4 separate regions of the Homo sapiens genome follow, and regions 1, 2 and 4 are each linked to region 3. The links are chromatin loops, found by intact Hi-C in ENCODE. Cell type or tissue: heart right ventricle. All regions are shown on one strand. Region 1 overlaps TGFBR1 (transforming growth factor beta receptor 1). Region 2 overlaps GALNT12 (polypeptide N-acetylgalactosaminyltransferase 12). Region 3 overlaps COL15A1 (collagen type XV alpha 1 chain). Region 4 overlaps ADIPINT (adipocyte associated pyruvate carboxylase interacting lncRNA).

Region 1 (5,000 bases), 140 kb before region 3:
TAAAAAATTTGTTTTAAATATCTCCAGTTAGGCCACCTACTGTTTTTGTTTTTGTTTTTTTTTCTGAGACAGGGTCTCTCTCTATTACTCAGCTGGGAGTGCAGTGGCATGATGTCTGCTCACTGCAGCTTCGACCTCCCAGGCTCAGGTAATCCTCCTACCTCAGCCCCCTGAGTAGCTGGGACTACAGGTGCATGCCACCATGCCCGACTAATTTTTTGTATGTTGGTAGAGATGCGGTTTTGTCATGTTGCCCAGGCTGGCCATGAACTCCTGAGATCGGGCGATCTGCCCACCTCAGCCTCCCAAAGTGCTGGGATTATAGGCATGAGCCACCAGGCCCAGCCTCCACCTTCTATTTTCATAGACATTATTCATGAAAATTTAAAGCTTAAATAATAGAACTGCTTATAGAATTACCTTGGGTACCAACAATCTCCATGTGAAGATGGGCAAGACCGCTCGCCGTGGACAGAGCAAGTTTTATCATTCCTTCCACAGTAACTGTGTATCTGTTTAAGTAATCAAAAAGGGATCCATGCTCATGATAATCTGACACCAACCAGAGCTGAGTCCAAGTACCATTGTCTGTAAAACAGAATTAACATTTCGGTTGGGCTGCAGACCATTTATGATTTATTTGTTCAATGGTTATTACTTTTTACTCTCAATCCTGAGTCACACACTGCAATATAATGCCACCTTAAGTCTGTATTTCCTTCACATTTTCTTCTACATTGTTTGTTTTATACTTTTATGTACACATCCTTTAGTTCCTCAGAGTAAGCCCCTCTTCTTGAGATAAGGCAAGTATAATTAATCCCATTTAAGAGACAAAGATGGTGACTTTTTTGAGTCTTCACAGATAATTGGTATCAGAGCTGGCACTCTTAAGTGCCTAGAAAAATCTCTGGGTCGGGTTGGGTGCTCAGTGGCTGTTCCTGGAAGGAGAGAAGGTTAAAAAAAAGGAAGGAACAGAGAGGGAAGCAAGGAGGTGAGAAGTCTCCGGAGACCAGTGTGGCCACAGTGGGAATGGAAGAGTATGGGACAAAACTGAAAGTGAGTTTCAACAAGAAATGACAAGCTTTAGTGACAGATTGTGTACACAGTTCACAAAGACGCAAGACAAGATGATTATGATTCCAAGGTTGCTAGCTTAGAAAAACAGAAATAGTGATACCTCTAACACATGGGGAAGCTGAAATAGGAACTGAAATGTCAGGAGCAAAACTGGAAAAGCTGGGACTAAACTCAAACAACGAGGAACGTGGGTTCCAAAATTTCCTCTGTAAGCCAAAACACGAGTTTAAAACATGTTTTCTCATAGGAATAATGGTAAAGACACTAGCTAGGCTCCTAAGCTAGACTGGTCCACGACAATCTAATTTAACCTAGAAGTAGCTGGAAAACCACATGCTTAATTAAGCCATGAAGAAAAAAAGCATTACAACATTAGGAGACAGCACAATCCAGTAAAAGATGGACGCTTAGAGTCATTCTAACCTGGTTGGAATCCACGGCCTGCCTGTTACTGACAAGGAGCCTGTTTCTCCTTTTATACAAGAATAAAGTCTTACTTTGTAAGACTGTTAAGATTTAAAAAACGGAATGCTAGATTCTTTAGGTAAGAAGTACATAAACTGTGCTCTTTCTTTCCCTGCTGGTTGTAAACCAAAAGAAAAAATCCATATTGACATGAAACAGCTTCTATTTTGAAGGTATTTGGTTGAAGAAGAAAACCAACTCTGATTAGAAGAGATTAAGAAAGGAATAGAAACTTTTCAGAAGATTCTGGAGGAGATTTCTGGGTACATTTAAAAGGACTTAGTATTAATTTGTTCTTCATGAACTTTATAAACTGATTCTGACCAAACTCGCACCCTTGCTTTTCCTTGATATAGGCACATCACTAGCTTATTTGCATGCCTCTTAACCATTACTGAATTTTGAAAAGCTCACAAATACAAGAAACAAAGTGGAAGACAGGCAGATGGAAGAAAGGGAAACCACAGGTTATGGACAAGATAGAAGGAAGGTTATATGTAAGGGGCCATAAATATAAAGGGCTGCCGGGGGTGGAATTAACTAAATCAGGAGAAGATAAAGGAACTGAGGTGGAGGGGCTAGGCTCAGAGAAAGTACATTAACCCCTGACAAAGAAGAAAGAAGGGGAGTAGGGAAGAGCCAGTAGGGTCAGCTAGTTCCCATGGTGACCACCAGATGACAGCATCAGCCTGGTTAGAAGTTCAGGGCACAGACTCACCAACATTTTGTGCTGCTGTGTTTGTAACTTGGAATGTGACAAAATCCAGACCCTGGGTGAGGTTTAAGCTTTCAAATGGAGATTTGAGAGTTGCCAACATGGTAGAGTTTGAAACCATGAATGTGGCTATGTTCTTAAGGAAGAAATTACCACTTATAAAATCAGTACCTTCATATGAACCAGTGAGAAGAGTAAGAGTTGAGAAAACAAAGACAACTATGAAGAAGTAAGAAGGAACAAGGAAAGTCTAGGGTCATCAAACACAGTAAATAAAGAAAAGGTTGTTTTAAGAGTTGGGGGAGGAAATAAATGGTGATAAAGGCAGAAACGAAAATGAGAACTAAGGATTTGGTCAGACTGATTACTATTTTTTGTTTTGTTTTGTTTTGTTGTTGTTTTTTTTTTGAGACAGAGTCTCCCTGTGTCGCCCAGGCTGGAGTGCAGTGGTGCGATCTCAGCTCTGACTGCAACCTCCACCTCCCAGGTTCAAGCAATTCTCTGCCTTAGCTTCCCAAGTAGCTGGGATTATAGGCACCTGCCATCATGCCTGGCTAATTTTTTTGTATTTTTAGTAGAGATGGGGTTTCATCATCTTGGCCAGCCAGGCTGGTCTTGAACTCTTGACCTCGTGATCCACCCACCTTGGCTTCCCAAAGTGCTGGGATTACAGGCGTGAGCCACTGTGCCCGGCCTGTTTTGTTTTTAACTTAAGAGGTATTACATTGTCAGGTGCCACTGATAATCGCTACCTACATTCATCATATACCTCACTGCCCCGTCTTAATCAAACACTATACACCTCCACATATGATGCAATAGGATGTATATAATATCCTTAGTATGTATTTTGAGAAAACCAATAAAACTCCAATTAGGTTTAGCTTCTAAATCTAACTACCAGTTTTCAGAAAAGATAGAAGAACAAGTTAAGAGACACTATGGAAATGCAATCAGCAAAATCCAGAATGTGATAGGCCCTTCAGGATAAACAATCCAATTTCTTCAACAAATAAGCTGCGAGAGGAGAAAAAAGATGAAGGGGGGACCTAAATTTTAAGACACATAAGAGAAATATCAACTAAATATAACTTGTGGACTTAGAATCATAATTTGAATAAATAATTTTTTTAATAGGAGACAATTATAGAATTGAACCTAACTGGATATTTGATAACATTTAAAAAACTGACAATGGTAGTGTGGTTGTTTCATAAAAACATTTCCTCATCATTTGAAGATACAAATTACATTTTATAAGTGTTTACAGATGAAAACATATTGTCTGGGACCAGCTTCAAATAACACAGTTAGGGCAGAGTAGGTGGGATCAGACATCAATTATGATTGGCAGTGACCTGACAACTGTTGAAGCTGGACGATGAGGGATCACTGTAACTACTCTGCTTTTCTACATATTGGAAATTTTCTACAAATAAAAGTCAATAACAAAAAAAAGCAGTACATGCTTGTAAATAAATTTGAAAACCCAGAGAAGCTAAAAGAAAAATAATAAAAATCACCCATAATTACCAACTGAGGTTAAACACTGTTAATATTTGAATAAATAAATATTGCTGAAGTAAATGGAAGGTGGGAGAAGGAAAAAGATGACTACAGGTCTGGCCAAGCTAAGAGATAATGACAGCATTTTTTTTTTTTTTTAAATAGGAAAGCTGGGAAATACATTTGATTCAGGGGTAGGGATGACAAGAGTGGAGCTGAAACACAAGTCTCTGACAGAGGCAGTAAAAATAGGAATCGTGGGGGCTGGGCACAGTGGCTCATGCCTGTAATCCCAGCACTTTGGGAGGGTGAGGTGGGTGGATCACGAGGTCAAGAGATGGAGGCCAACCTGGCCAACATGGTGAAACCCCATCTCTACTAAAAATACAAACATTAGCTGGGCATGGTGGTGCACGCCTGTAGTCCCAGCTACTCGAGAAGCTGAGGCAGGAGAACCACTTGAACCCAGGAGGCAGAAGCTGCAGTGAGCCGAGATTGCACCACTGTACTCCAGCCTGGCTACAGAGCGAGATTCCATCTCAAAAAAAAAAAAAGTAGGAATCATGGGCATAAAGGTATTAACGGAAGCTAAGAAAGTGGCAGCAGCACAGTCTAAGGTCACTGCTTGCAGTCCCCACTCATTCTGACTCCCTGCTGACAGGCTTCCTTCCTTCTTCAGCATCTGACCTGACACTGGGCCTCAGGCACCAGCATGATAGGCAGAAAAGTGTCCGTACAGTTACCAGGGTGGTTGAAGAAACAATTTATCTCTTTGAGTTTGCCAGAAGATTCATCTATTTAGCCCTTGGCAACTCAGAACACTGACAAGTTATTTTTACTCTCCCCATTAATAAGGTCAATAGTCCATATTGAAACATCCTACTGGTCAGGAAGAGATTAAAAGGAAACAGCTATCTGAGCCCTATTCTCAAAATTTTGAGCAAGTTTATATATCTTTTCTATATCATGAGTACTCTCAATAACTAACTGCCCTAAACTAAACCAACAAAGTACATGGCTTTTTAAAATAGCTCTTTTATATTTTATAAAACATTAAGAGATTTTAGGAATGCTATCAAGAGTCAAGAAAATCTTGAAGAAGTTCCTAGTTCTAAAAGTTACTAATATATTGTATTCGACTTAATGGGTCTAATCTACATGAGAGACATCTATGTCTCATCTACTTTGATGATGGTTAGTCACCATATCTGTAAAGACTTAAAGAGATCTTGTT
Region 2 (5,000 bases), 150 kb after region 3:
ACAGATAAGTTAAGTTGCATCAGATGGATTCGAGCCAGCCCAAGCCAAGTTGTTTCTGGGTAAATGTTAAACTGGTCCTTGACAGGATCTGAGTGGAGAATGTATGTCAAAAAGAGCCTGAGACACAAATTGATACCTTTTAATCAATTCCACGTGTATCTTCATCGCTCCCATCTGATTGGTCCTGTAAACCAAAAACTATCTGAGACAGGTCTCAATCCATTCAGAGGTTTATTTTGCCAAGGTTAAGGATCATGGCCTGTGACACAACCTCAGGAGGTCCTGAGAATATGTGCCCAAGGTGGTTGGTTACAGCTTGATTTTACACATCTTAGGGAAACAGAAGTTACAGGCAGACATAACTTGGTTTGGCCTGGAAAGGCGGGACATCTTAAAGAAGGGGGCGGGGGGCGGGGCTTCCAGGTCACACGCGAATGCGAAGATTTCCTGATTGGCAATTGGTTGAAAGAGTTAAGCTCTGCCTGAAGAGTCCAAGTCAGCTGAACTAAGTAAGGGGTGGGGTGGGGTGGGGTGGGGTGGGGGGGATGGTGGGTGGAAGCCAAGGTTCTTATGTAGATGAAGCTCCAGGTAGCAGGCTTCAGAGAAAATAGATGTGAAGGTCTCTTATCAGACCTTAAAAAGTGTCAGACTCTCCTGAAAAGACCTAGTTAGGGAAGGAGATTCTCTACAGAATGTAAATTTCCCCCGCAAGAGACAGCTTTGCAGGGCCATTTCAGAATATGTTAAAGAAATATATTTTGTGGCAAAATACTTGGATTTCCTTCAGGGTCATAGGATGTTATACCAGTCAGGTTGGAATTTGGTATGTGTTGCTACAAAGAGTCTGTTTGGTCCATCTTAAGAGATCTGTTTTAACGTGAATGCCAGTCAGTTGTCTTTAAACTCCAAAGGGAGGAGAGGGTAATGAGGCTTGTCTGGATACTGCTCCCTTCTCATCATGGCCTGAACTAGTTTTTCAGTTCTGAACTAGGTTCAGGTTTTTTTGGGATCTTCTTGGCCAAGAGAGGAGTCCATTCAATCAGATGGGGGACCCCAGAATTTTATTTTTTATTTTTTGAGGCAAAGTCTGGCTCTGTCGCCCAGGCTGGAGTAGAGTGGCGCGATCTTGGCTCACTGCAACCTCCGCCTCCTGGGTTCAGGAGACTCTTCTGCCTCAGCCTCCGGAGTAGCTGGGATTACAGGCGCATGCCACCACGTCCAGCTAATTTTTGTATTTTTAATAGAGACGGGGTTTCGCCATGTTGACCAGGCTGGTCTCGAACTCCTGACCTCAAGTGATCTGCCCTCCTTGCCCTCCCAAAGTGCTAGGAGTATAGGCGTGAGCCACCGCACCCGGCCCTAGAATTTTATTTTTGGTTTACAGTACAAAAAGATCTGCAGTCAGTGTTCTCACATCTTTTTAATCATTCATATTGACTTAATCAGGTTGACAAAATCTCAGGGTTGGTCTGGGATCATTCACAAATCAGAATTACTCAGAGAAATTTTCACAGCAGTTGCAGCAGCACAAACTCTAACGCTGATTTAAATTAATAACTGTTATTAATGAACAAACTTGAAAAAGGAATTTCATATAGAACATTACATTTCTCCCTGACACTACCGTATCATAAAAATTAAAAATGATATAAACATGTTTTAAAGTCATAGTGGTAGAACCAGCCACACTACAGTGCGGCATTGTTAGAAGTTCGCTCTCAAGTTGACTCAGCTTAGTAAAGCAAATTGTTCTCTGAGATTTCAGCTTTGGTTAGTCCTCTTTGGCTGACATGAACATTATGGAGTGTTAACTGTGGTAGCAACACATAACCAAAAAGCATTCTTTTTAAAATACATCTAGAAGATCTCAATGACCTGAATAAATCAATACAATGTTCCTAGTGACAGTCTCTCTATACTGGGAAAACTTTAACCCCGCAGCTGAGGTATTATCAGTTAATGCAAAGTACGTTGCTTGAACCTGATTTCCACCCATGCAGATATCTTCGTACCTGGGAATTCTTGTAAATACCAAAATAAAATCTTTATCTTTTTTGCTAATGAGAGTAAAAGGCACGACTGTAAAATATACATCTTGATAGAAAAATATTATAAGGTTTTAATTTTCTAAATACCAAGGGTTAACATCTTACGATTACCCTTTGAAAATAGGGTATTTTGGAACATTTAAAAAGTTCTCAAAATAAGTACAAAGCTTATTCACATTTTTACTAAATCCAACACAACTTTCACAAATGGCAAAATGATTGCCTCTTCAAAGCAATGCAGCCTAGTTTTTGGTGGGTTCTGGTCACTGCTTAGCTAAGTCTTTGTTGGGCAGAGTCCTGGCTCCACAGTCTCCTTCGATGGGCTCCTTGATACACGAGGCTTCATAACATGCGCTCTTTGAAGAACCATTTCTGATGATCCGAGTTGGTGCAGTCTCGTAAGAGTGGAACGAAACTGTCACTCGACTCCTTCCTCGCAGCCTGGACACATTTCTTGGACTGTTCGTGAAATAAAGATCCATCCTACAAAAGATAACAGAATGACAGGCAAGTCATCAGAAAAGTCTCTTTTTCCTAAAGACATGTTTTAAAGAGATCAGGGTCTGATTTTTACCATTTCAGAAATATTTATTGAGGGGTAAGTGTCTTCCGTGTAACGCAGCAACTCAGGACTGTCCCGGGGACACAGCACCAGGCTTGTACAGGCTGCGTCCCGCTTGCCTCTCACAGGACCGATGGTGCCACCTGCTGGCTGCTCTGGGCATGTGTCATACCCTACATCTCCCTATTGCATTTGGCTTCCTTCAGGGAAATCAGGAACAAAGATCCTTTGTTTATCTCTTTCACTCCTCTTAGGTCAACTCATTCCGTGCAGGGTGATCTCTTTCTCTTAGGTATTTAAACAGAGTGTGGAAACTTGGCTGTAGTCCCAGCTCAGCCACAGACCAGATGGATGAGGAAGCCAGTCACTTGGCCTGAGCTACTCACCTGTCACACATCAGAGAATCAGTGGGTTATATGCCTTGTGCCAATTCCCAAACCCCAAAGACGATGGTCTTCTTTAATGACCTCCTGCTTCTCTCCTTTCTGCCAGCCCTTGCTCAATTATCTCAGCAAGTCTCTCTCTCAGGCCTGGTGTTTATCTTTTCCCTCTGCCTCTCTGTTATAAGCTGTATGCAACGAACTTAATCATGGCTGAGCAGCAAACAGGCAGAGTGAATAACAACATCAGTGAAAAACCTTTGTGATGTGCTGTTCACTAAATGGAACTTTTTTCATTCAAAAAAATCCAAACTCATGTTTTGTAGAATCCAAGAAATGACATTTCAGAGGTTTTTAGGCCTACATAAGAAAATACAAGGCTGGGCACAGTAGCTCACGCCTGTAATCGCAGCACTTTGAGAGGCTGAGGCAGGTGGATCACTTGAGGCCAAAGAGCTCAAGACCAGCCTGGCCAACATGGCAAAACTCCATCTCTACTAAAAATACAAAAAATTAGCTGGGCGTGGTGGCGGGCGCCTGTAGTCCCAGCTACTCAGGAGACTGAGACAGGAGAATCGCTTGAACCCAGGAGGCAGAGGTTGCAGTGAGCTGAGATTGCACCCCTGCACTCCAGCCTTGGTGGAGCAAGGCTCCGTCTCAAAAAAAAAAAAAAAAAAAAAAGATCCAGCCCTAAGAACTAAGCTTTCTATTATGGTCTAGTGAATATAAGTGGGGACATTTCCTTCAGAATTCACATATGTTTCTGTTCAATATATATTTGTTTTATATATATATATTTAGGGCATGACTGATGAAATATAATAAATCAAGCTGTATCCTTTTCACATATGAATCAAAGTATTAAGCGTCCTGAAGAAAGGTAAAAAATCCAATTCAGTATCCTTCTTCCCAGCCTCCTGAACAAACTTCCTTTTCCTTAAATGGTCACTGAAATTTAAGATAAAATTTTTGATATGTCAAACTGATTTTATTGTTTCTAGTGTCCACTACCATTCCTTGAGGGCTTACAATGGCTTCTGGTTGGGAGAAAGATGGGAAGAGGAGGACATTCAAGAAGATCAGAGACGTCTGGGGTGTGCAGAAGTATTTTTCCTTCTTATTTTCCTGTATTCAATAGGTAACACCATGGTGTGTGGCTTTTCTGGGCAGCCTGCAAATGTCATTGCTAGTGACAACATTTTTCTGCAGGAAAACATATTCCAGCTTTTAATCATCTTTAGAATAAACCCATTTATAAGCAGTATATTGGGAGTGAAAGCTGCCCAGGGAGATAAAAAACAATGAATTTTTTTCTTTCAAATGATTTTCTTTGGATTTATTCCCTCACATGCTTTTTAGTGAGTCAAAGGATATGATCGATTTACAAGTCCTGATGCAAGCTGACTGCAAGTGTGGTGGGGCCAGCACCCTCAGGTCTGAGGTAACCCTCAGTTTCAAATCAACTGTGACTATCCAGGGAGACTACTCTATCAGAGGTGTTTTCTTGGTTATAATACCACAAGCAACAACTAATCTCTATCGAGCTTTATAGTTTCCAAAGAATATTTCTGGCTATGCATCTAATCCTCAGTAAAGTAAGTCTGCTATTATTGCACCTTTTTTTTTTTTTTTTTTTGAGACGGAGTCTCGCTCTGTCTCCCAGGCTACAGTGCAGTGGCATGATTTCGGCTGACTGCAACCTCCGCCTTCCGGTTCAAGTGATTCTCCTGCTTCAGCCTCCCAAGTAGATGGGACTACAGGGGCATGCCACCACACCTGGCTATTTTTTTTTTTAAGTAGAGATGGGGTTTTGCCATATTGGCCAGGCTGGTCTCGAACTCCTGGCTTCGGATGATCCACCTGCCTTGGCCTCCCAAAGTGCTGGGATTACAGGCGTCAGCCACTGTGCCTGGCCTATTGTACCTATTTTAAAGCTGGGAAAAACAAGGCTTAGAGAGGTGGGGTGGCTTATATCTGGATCTAACACTTTGGCTAACATCCTTACACTTG
Region 3 (5,000 bases):
ACCTGCAGTTAATCTGATTCTGTCTTGAAGGGGACTCAAAGGGCTGATAAAGCTATGTGCCTTCACAACTGAGCAGGAGGGCGGGGTTGCATTGGTGAGGCCTGGACGCTCGCTCATCACAGGCAAGTGTGAGGACAAGCTTGCACTGCATATCCCCCACCAGTCCTGTGCATCCCTGGAGAGCCTCTGTGGCCCTGGGACTCTGACCTCCTCTGTACCATGAGGACAGAAGCAATCTTGATGCTATTCAACCAAAACCCTTGTGGTTCTCTCTGGTGCTCAGTAAAATCATCACCAAGTTTGAAATAAGCAAACAAGCCTACTACTGACTAATCAAATGAAATTTACCATCTACTCACCTTTTCTTCAGCAATGTCAAGGAAGGCCCCAGCCCCTGAGCCGCTGTCAGTAATGGGGTCACCATCCACAGAATGAACCCCCTCCAGTGTGTCATTCAGGATCTCACCAGACCCTACAGGAAGCAGGCATTCTGCTATCAATAACTACATTTTGCAGTCTTGGAAAAGAATGAGGTATCTCTTCACCAGCTAACTTGGAAAGATGTTCAGATACCATGACACAGGGTCAAGAGGGGGAAAAAACAAGTTGCAGAACAACATACATGGCAAAGCATGTGTGGTTTCCATTCCAGGCTCTGGCACCACCTGCAGGCAAGTCGCTCAACTTCTGCCTCAAGTTCCTTATCTAGAAATGGGGAATTACAATAATTCCTACCTCATAGGGTTGTTTTGAGTACTGTGTGTCACAAGGACTAAGTAAGTTAATGCAAATAAAGCATTGAGGACAGCCCCTGGCATATAGTAAGCAATTGATAAATGTTCATTGTTGATATGGTTTTACGTGTGTAAAATAGAAAAAAAAAGTATGAGTATAGATATCGTATCATTATTATATATATAACATATTCATGTTATGTAATAATGATTATGACATACATAATATATACATATATGTATATGTATATGTATATGTATGTGCTTATATATTTATATACTTGGCTAAACCACAGTGTTTAGTACTGATATTTTCCAGAAGATAGGAGTGTAAGAAGAGGAAACTATTATTTTTCTGGTTTATACAACTGAGCATTAATTTAATTGTTCCCACATGCATATATTTCTTTTGCAATTTAAAAAGCAGCCCGGAATCCCAGCACTTTGGGAGGCCGAGGTGGGCAGATCACTTGAGGTCAGGAGTTCAAGACCAGCCTGGCCAACATGGTGAAACCCCATCTCTACTAAAAATACAAAAATTAGCCAGGTGTGATTCCACATGCCTGTAACCCCAGCTACTTGGGAGGCCAAGGCAGGAGAATCACTTGAACCCAGGAGGCAGAGGTTGCAGTGGGCAGAGGTTGTAGTAAGCTGAGATTGTGCCACTGCACTCCAGCCTGGGTGACAGAGTGAGATTCCATCTCAAAAAAAAAAAAAAACGCAAATGGATTTTTGAAGCAAAGAAAACTTATTCATTGGCCGGGCATGGTGGCTCATGCCTGTAATCCCAGTATTTTGGGAGGCCAAGGCAGGAGGATCATTTGAGCTCAGGAGTTCATGACCAGTCTTGGCAACATAGCGAGACCCCATCTCTACTAAAAATAAAAAAAAATAGCCAGGCATTGTGGCATGTGGCTGTAGACCCAGCTGCTCAGGAGCCTAAGGAGGGAGCTCATGCCTGGGAGGTCAAGGCTGCAGTGAGCCATGATTGTGCCACTGTGCTCCAGCCTGGGTGACAGAGCAAGACCCTGTCTAAAAAAAAAAAAAAAGAAGAAGAAGAAGAAGAAAAAGAAGTTGTACTACCATGACTGCACGCCTGTTATGGCTGGGCCCATGCCAAGATTGTCCCATGCACTCCCTCCAGCAACCCTCCTGCTGGCCCACCTGTCCTGCCCACCGGGACCCCTCCCACCACCTTCCTGCAGGTGGGCAGATCCTGGTTGGGGATCCCACTATCACCCCATGACAGGTGTGACCTGCCGGATCCACACATCAATACCTCAGTATTATTAACCCTGGGAATGAGACTGAGACTGGGAAGGGCCCTGAAGCCAGGTCAGCCTGTCCCCGGGCCAGGCCCTTCCCACACACGCTGTGCTCACGCAGGTCCCATGGTCACAATAACTCTGGAAGAGGTGCCAAATCCTCCAAAGGACTCTGCCCCCCTCCCCACCCACTCCTGTCCCATCCTGTGATGGAAGAGTGGCCAGCACGGGTCGAGCACTCTCGTCTTCCCTGCTCTGACCACCAGGGGGTGCCGTGCAAGCAGCCGATTGCCTGTCCTCCAAGGACTGACCCCTGGGAAGAAGGAGGTGGGGTGGCCCCTTCCACGGGTCACGATGGTGTCAGGGAAGCTCTGAATGCAAATATTAGGGGCTTTGCTTAGCCAGGGCTTTCTCCCACCATCCGGGCTGTCTACACATCAAGAAGAAAAGGACACTTTGGCTAGCTCCATTGCTTTCAACTGACCTTTTGTCTGCTAGATAAGGAGTGTGGCTGATCCCGGGAACAGGCGAGCTGCGTTGGGATCAGAGCCCAGTCCCCACGTGGACCTCATCTTCTCAGTCTAGGAAAGCCCTCGCCCCAGCCCCTTCACCTTAACCCCTTGCTGAGAGATCCTAATTCCACCCCTGAGAAAAGCATTCGCAATTCAGAAGCCACTTCCACAACTGCGGCCAGATTCAGCCCTCTCATCCACCCAGCATCGGGGATTGTTCATGCTCCCAGAGGACGGCTAAGGAATCTGAAGCTTGGAAACTGATCAGCAACTTGCCCCAGGCCGACAGCAAATAGGGGGCTAGGCAGGGCCTCCTTCCAAGCTGTCTGACTCTCCCCAGCGGGCAGTATTTCCACAGCAACACCCTGCCTCCTTGGCTCTGTCATGACGTTATTAAATTATCCTACAATTTTTTCTCTCCAGTTCTCTATACTTTCTCTGACCCACAGACTCCCCAAATTTAGTTGTTAAAATAACACTCATTAACTGATGGCAGAAGCAAAAAGAATAGTGATATGTATTATTGTAGAAGACTTGTATTAATAAAATACGGAAGTACAATAAAAAAAGTAAAAACCATCCATAATCCTACCACTCAGAGATAACTGCTTATAACATTTTGATGAATATTACGTCTAATATGTGATGTATCTAATACACACACATCGCTCTACATAGCTATATGTAAATAGATATAAATAACATATATTCAAAATTAGGGTCATAGACATAATTTTGGAATTTGCTTTTTTGGTGGAATATACCACGAGCATGTCCCTGGGTCATTAAATCTTCTGTATCACCAGTGTCAGGGCTGTATGTATGAATGAAATAGAATTTGGCCGACCAATCCCTACTGTGGGCAGTTTGGGTTATTTTTGTTCCTAAGAACAGTGCTGCCAGGAATGATCTTGTACTTACATCTTCAGTCTGAAGTGACGGCCCCTCTGAGAAATGACAGAAACCACAAGCGATCTCAGGGCTTGGGCATATGCCAAGCTAGTGCCTGGGGGATAGTGTTTGACGCCTGGGCTTTTACCAGTGCTCCTCTGCACAGGTAGGGGGACAAGAGGCAGGGGCCAGAGCCCTGGATGGGCAGCCAGGGGACCAGCTCTTCTCCTAGGGACTGCTGCTGCCTTGCTGGGTAACTGGCCCCTCTCTGGCCATCAGTTTCTCACTTGTGCCACACAGGAGTTTAGCTGATCCTCTGAGAGTTGGGGAGTTTGTGGCAAAAGTCAGAATGGGTGGGGACTCTGGACTTAGCTCTTCCAAGTGTTGGTTTTTCCACCTATAAAATAGTGGCTAGTGCTACTGAGTAGGCGGTATGCTGTCGGTGTTGGAGACAAAATATCCAAACACTTGGCACACTGTAGGTATTCAACAAAGAGCAAGGATTATTACAAACTTTTCTGTTAAACCCCAGAAGGAATAGAATCTGGGAGTTAGAAGCTCCAGATCTGGGGGTTAGAAGATCTGCTATCTGAGCTCAAATGCCAGCTCTGCCATTCACAAGCTGTTTGCTCCTGGCTGGGTTACTTAACTTCTCTGTGGCTCAATTTCCTCCTCTTGTCTGTAAAATGAGGGTGGTTCTCACCCTTTCTTAAAGGGTTGAGGGGAAGGTTAAATGAGATTCTGTATGTTACATACATGGCCCCGGCTGGACACATAGTAATCACCCAATAAAAGGCCACTACGTAGGCATGTGCATCCGGACTTGCCTTGTTTGGGGCTGCTGTGCTGGATGATGCTCATGTTGGTGGTTTCCAGGGTCCCCTCGGGTACAGGTTCACCAGAAAGTTCCATGTCTTCAAAGGGGGAGGATGGAGTTGGAGGTGTGTTTATGGGTTCAACTTTTGCTTCTTTGGGCTGAAGGGAGGAAAAATGAGATGCAAAATGATTTACTTGGCAGTAAAGCAGAAGAAATGACAGAGAATATCACTGAAGAAAATAATATATCCACAAGATGCTGAATAAACCAAGGGGAAAGCTTGGCCCCACTTGGTGTCTACCTGGGCAATGGCTGCACCTCCCAGGGCCTGAAAGAGGTGCCTACTAGAGGTCATTAGATTCTGTTCACTTGACAGTGAGACTATTCATCTCAGCCAAAGCTCTCTGAGCACAGGGACCACATTTCTGTGATTCCCAAATCCCAGGTCAGCCAGAGGAGGTGCCCAGTAAAGATCTGTTAGAGGAGGGAATGATTGAATGAATTAGTGAACAAATGAATGAACCAGGCTGCACTCAATAAACTGCATATAAATTCAATGCCAGATATGAAAACACCTATGAAAATGAAAGACGGGTGTGGTTCCTTCCGAGGAAACTTCAGCATCTATATAGCTTTTCCAAAGCCAGTCAGTGTCTTAACCAACATTACCAACTAGAGAAAAGCAAACAAACAAAACCCCAACAGAAACACAGAGTGCTTCAGTGATCTACGCAGAAATCCTAGCATGGGCTCCAAAAGTCACAGCATCACCCCTGGACCC
Region 4 (5,000 bases), 80 kb after region 3:
TCCCCCTTCTGCATTCGCTACTCTTCTATGTTGTATCAGAGGTTCTAGTTAATTCATTAAGGCAAGTAAAGGAAAAGGCATCCAGATCAGAAACTGCCTTTATTCACAGATGGCATAATTGTCAATGGGGAAAATCTGATGAAATCTACATTAAAGCTGCAGAACTAATAAGTGAGCTTAGCAAGGTTGCAGGATATCAAATCAACATAAAGAAATCAATTTTATTACTATACACAAGCAAAAAAAAATTGGTAATTGCAATTCAAAGACAATACCATTTACAGTAACACAAAAATATGAAATGCTTAGGCATAAGTCTGGCCAGAGCTGTGCAAGATTTATACTGAAAACTACAAAACATTGCTGAGAGAAGTTAAACAAGACCAAACTAAATGAGGAAATATCCCATTGCCTAATTCAAAGTCATGAAGATTTATACCTATGTTTTCTTCTCAAAGCTTTATAGTTTTAGCTCTTACATTTGGGTCTTTGGTTCATTTTGAGTTAATGTTTTTATATGGTGTAAGTCAGGGGTCCAACTTCATTCTTTTGCATATGGATATCCAGTTGCCCCAACACCATTTGTTGAAGATTCTGGTTTTTTTCCTCCATTGAATGATCTTGGCACCATTGCAGAAAATCAACTTATCATAAATGTGAGCTTGTATTTCTGGACTCTCAAATTCTGTGCTATTGATATAAGTCTGTCTTTACACCAGTACCACACAGTCTTGATTGCTGCAGATTTGTAGTAAATTTTGAAATTGTGAAGTGTGAGTCCTCCAACTTTGTTGTTTTTCAAGATTGTTTTGGCTATTCTAGGTCTGGACAACTGATTTTTTACAAAAATATCAATGCAATTTAGTAGAGAAAGCATAGTCTTTTCCACAAATATAGTTCTGGAACAAGTGGATATCCATATGCCCTTGATTTTTTACTCTCTTATATCTGTGACCACAGCTTTTGGCTCAACCCCTGTTTTCTGAAATGCTTCTCTTCTTCTGGAAGTTGGTTTCTTATTTCTTTTCAAAAACATAAATTAAATTAGGTTTATTGAATTTAAATATTCTTGGTCTGTGCTTTCTGTTTTTGAAGGCTGTGCCTTTTCTCTCCATTCATAGACTGTTTCCTGAAATCTGGGAGTGTGAGGAGCTTAAAGGGAAACCCTGACTGATGGGAGCTGGGAAGACATCATGTGAATTCTCTCCTGTGCCTTTTCCAGACAAATGGCCTTCCCTCCTGCTGGATGGCCCTGGGGAAGGGCCTGAGTAGCCACAGCCACAAAGATTCAGGCACCTGCAGGGCCTTCAAACACAGGCAAATGCATGGGGTAACTTCTCTCACTTGGTTTCCGAAGGAGAAAAGGTCTACCCAGCATCACCGTCCACTTCCACACCTCTCCATTAGCGTAACATGTATCTACCAGACATAAGTCAAGCACCTAGTGCATACAGAGATCCAGCTAACCTGTGTCACAGGCCTCAGGGGGCCTGGATTGGGCCATTGGAAGGGCAGGAGAGCTCTGTATACAGTGAGACACTTTTTTTTTTTCTTTGAGACACAGCCTTGCTCTGTTGCCAGGCTGGAGTGCAGTGGCGCGATCTCAGCTTACTGCAACCTCTGCCTCCTGGGTTCAAGCGATTCCCTTGCCTCGGCCTCCCGAGTAGCTGGGACTATAGGCATGCACCATCACACCAGGCTCATTTTTTGTATTTTAGTAGAGACAGGGTTTCACCATGTTGGCCAGGATGGTCTCGATCTCCTGACCTCGTGATCAGCCCGCCTCGGCCTCCCAAAGTGCTGGGATTACAAGCAGTGAGACCCTTTTATTATTCCTCCTACGTGTAGTACTGAGACCCCAACATTTTCTCTACCAAATTCCCTTCCCTGAATCATGATGAGTTTTGCAGTATCCAAAGCTATACAACTGAGCTTTTAAAAGACTATTTATTTGCTAGTAGTTGAGGGTTGGAGCTGTGGAGTCAGACTGCTGGGTATGTGGTCTTGGGCACAAAGCTTAACATAGTGGCTCTCAAAGTGTGGTCCCTGATCCGGCAGTATCAGCATCCAATTTTCAGGCCCCACACCAAACCTATTGAATCAGAATCACGGGGTGGGACTCAGCATTTCATATTTTAACCAGCCCTTCAGGTGATTCTGATGCACCTTGGCTGTTAAAGAGCTTACCTGTTATCCAGATTTCATATCCTGCTTCTGCCATTTGCTACCTGTTACTTAAGATCTCTGGGTTTCAGTTTCCTCATCTATAAAATGGGAATGATCATGGTACTAGCTTCCACAAGGCTCTTGTTCCAATTAATAGAATGAGCCATGTAAACTACTTAGGATGTACTTATTCATCATTAATTACATATAAATGTGTTTATGTGTGTGTGTGTGTGTGTGTGTGTGTGTGTGTGTGTGTATGTGAATTTCCCTTGCCTTAGGTGTTTACGAAGATTCATGGTCATGTGTAATAGTTGTATAACACGTCTTAAAATTTTACGAAGAAACTTGTATATGACGGCCCTAATCATTTTCATAACAAGCAAGGTAGGTGTTAGGTATTATTATCTTCATTGTACACATGGAAAACAGGGGCCCAGAGCATAACATTTTCTCAGGGTCACAGTGAGACAGTTATGAGTCTAGAATATAAACCACTTCTGCCTTGAACATTTGTGTCTATTCATTACATCATGAGTTCTCAGAGTGCAGGCCTGCAATCTTGGTTGACACAGATAAAATTGTTTTAATTTAGGTACCTGTATTTGTCCACTATGGGAAAAAAGATATGGTTAATGGCGATGCTGTTAGTTAAATATAAAGTTCTTGGCACAACCCAGCTTGGCATGTGACTTACCGCTGCTTCTTGCAATTCCTCATTCCAAACAGGGAGGCTGTTTGGTGCAACAGGCACTGGAATGGAAAAGGTCAACCCAGCTCCAACTTCTGACTCCAACATTTCTTATCTGAGTGTGTGACCTTGAACAAGGTACTTTGCCTCTTAGAACTTCCTTTTCTCCTTTTGTAAAATGGGGTACTATCCCTCCCCCACCCAGCTCCCAGAACAGCCCTGGGTCTCAAGTTGAATGATGTGGAAGATGTGGAAGCACTTTGCAAATCATAAAGTACATGTACAATGATGGGATTGGAAGGAAGAGTTTGCTGAAGATGAATTCTGCTGGCCTCTGCCAGCTCTAAACGGCTCTGTGGTCTGGCAAGGCCAAGGCAATGTGCAGCTGGTGGGAGGTCGGTGGGGACTGGTGGAAAGCTAGTCAAGATGTGTGGCCTGACCCTTGCTGGGGAGTGGCCTGCCAGGACAGGGGGATGTCAGAGACCCTTCCAGGGAACCCCCAGTCATATGCCATCAGCTCGGGACAAGCCACTGCTGCCCTGGAGGCCCTCTGGAGTCAGACCCAAGAAGTCCACGCAAAGTGAAACAAGTTCTCGTCCTGGCTACCAGTTCCCAAGATGACACTGGGCAGGACCCTCACTTCTCTAGGCCTTTGTTTTACAAAACAAAGTGGCATGTGCCATCTCTCAAGAGCAAAGAAAAACAAAACAAAACAAAACAAAATCAATAAAAAATTAAAAATGGCATATCCTCAACTATTCCACCAACCCTTTTATTATTCCTCCTAAGTGTAGTACTTAGATCTCAACATTTTCTCTACTAAATTATCTTCCCTGAATAATGATGAGTTTTGCTGTGTTCAAAGCTAAATAACTGAGCTTTCAGAGGACTATTTGCTAGTAGCTGGGGGTTGGAGCTGTGGAGTCAGGCTGCTGGGTGTGTGAACTCGGGCACAGTGCTTAACCCCTTTGGCACTTAGTGTCTCCATCTGCAAAATAGGACTCATAAACGTACCCATCTTACAGGATCGAAGATCAGTGAGATGGTGTGTGAAGGGCTTCACCTTGCTTCTAGCAGCTAAGTTCAGTGGGAAGCTATCACTGTCACCAGCAACACCAGGGTACAGAGGGACCAGCTGGAGCTGATTTCAGAGAAAAGTCAAGACACCGGATACTTTTACGAGCCCGTGAGCCCTCACACAGGGGCTATATACTGTTTCTTTTCAGCTTTTGAAAGAACCGGGAATAGTCTGAGCACCCCAAGTCCAGGGACCCCAGCCTGGGAACCTCTGGCCCAGAGAATCATAAAGTTGCTTCCATCTCTGACATTCAAGGTCTCAGAACATTTCAGCTGTGCTGAGGGTCAGCCAAGCCTCTTAAAAGAAACCCGCGTGGTCAGCAGCAGCTGGGCCTGCAGTGAAGCCAAGGTAGACCACAGGAGGAGCTGCCGCAGCCCAGAGCCCCGCCTCCCAGGGCCAGGGCCCCTGCAGAAGAGTCGCACATCAGAGGAAAGCTCACAGCCTCCTGTTCAGTGCATCCGGGAACTAAATCTCCACGCCCCCTCCCACCTCTCTGATCTGAAAAAGGCCAGGAGGGAAGGAAATGGTTATTTCAAAGGCTGGACGATCCCCCTTTGCAGACAGGGTCAGAGTCTGAGTCTTGAGCTCTCCAAGGAACTACTGAAAACCAGAACTTTGTCTGCTTCCTTTTCTTCATTTCTCCTTTCCTTTCTTTGCAGTCCTGTTCTAAATGTAGATCTGTAATCCCGGCTACTCGGGAGACTGAGATGGGTGGATTGCTTGAGGCCAGAAGTTCAAGGCCAGCCTGGGCACCATAGCAAGATCCTTGACTCTAAAAAAAATTAAAAATAAAATTATGCAGGCATGGTGGCATGCACCTATAGTCCCAGCTACTAGAGAGGCTGAGGCAGAAGGATTGCTTGAGCCCAGGAGTTTGAGGCTGCAGTGAGCTATGATCACACCCCTGCACTCCAGCCTGGGTGACAATCCAACGTGATCATCATATAAATGATGATAAATAAATACTTATTTATTGATAAAAATAAATAAGTAAGTAAATAAGATCTTGGAGGCCATGATTCAGGCTGTCAAGGAACAGAAACCTAACCATCAACGGGAGGGAAA

The links. A loop is a pair of places that touch in the nucleus more often than their neighbours do. Peaks named below come from ENCODE experiments on the same cell type or tissue, not always from the same donor. Only the 100,000 strongest peaks of a DNase experiment are listed, where the experiment ranks them.
Region 1: a loop joins it to region 3, with 3 times the contacts of the local background. A loop is called at or near these places in 81 of 110 quality-filtered maps.
Region 2: it touches region 3 in a loop (3-fold over the local background); 55 of 110 quality-filtered maps call a loop at or near these places.
Region 4: a loop joins it to region 3, with 8 times the contacts of the local background. A loop is called at or near these places in 6 of 110 quality-filtered maps.

What each region holds. Positions count from the first base shown.
Region 1 is chr9:99,138,124-99,143,123 of GRCh38, reverse strand. It overlaps TGFBR1 (transforming growth factor beta receptor 1), which reads right to left. Exons shown (of 9, transcript NM_004612.4): 5 at 421-588. Among named protein-coding and RNA genes, the nearest start is that of TGFBR1, 36 kb to the right of the region's middle. In heart right ventricle, CTCF peaks have their summits at 1,998 and 2,214 (motif pointing right); a DNase peak (open chromatin) is centred at 2,218.
Region 2 is chr9:98,846,483-98,851,482 of GRCh38, reverse strand. GALNT12 (polypeptide N-acetylgalactosaminyltransferase 12) reads right to left here. Exons shown (of 10, transcript NM_024642.5): 10 at 1,402-2,531. The coding sequence ends at 2,391. Among named protein-coding and RNA genes, the nearest start is that of GALNT12, 41 kb to the right of the region's middle. RefSeq lists an enhancer at 2,542-2,836. In heart right ventricle, a CTCF peak has its summit at 2,759 (motif pointing left); a DNase peak (open chromatin) is centred at 2,752; H3K4me3 peaks cover 637 bases; H3K27ac peaks cover 1,123 bases.
Region 3 is chr9:98,996,311-99,001,310 of GRCh38, reverse strand. COL15A1 (collagen type XV alpha 1 chain) reads right to left here. Exons shown (of 42, transcript NM_001855.5): 6 at 4,230-4,377; 7 at 360-472. Among named protein-coding and RNA genes, the nearest start is that of COL15A1-AS1, 54 kb to the right of the region's middle. RefSeq lists enhancers at 1,506-2,261, 2,262-3,018. In heart right ventricle, CTCF peaks have their summits at 674 (motif pointing left), 2,061 and 2,263 (motif pointing right); DNase peaks (open chromatin) are centred at 660, 2,270, 2,470 and 3,510; H3K27ac peaks cover 4,575 bases.
Region 4 is chr9:98,916,154-98,921,153 of GRCh38, reverse strand. All of the region lies in intron 1 of ADIPINT (adipocyte associated pyruvate carboxylase interacting lncRNA), which reads right to left. Among named protein-coding and RNA genes, the nearest start is that of ADIPINT, 7.4 kb to the right of the region's middle. In heart right ventricle, a CTCF peak has its summit at 4,277; a DNase peak (open chromatin) is centred at 4,313; H3K27ac peaks cover 3,547 bases.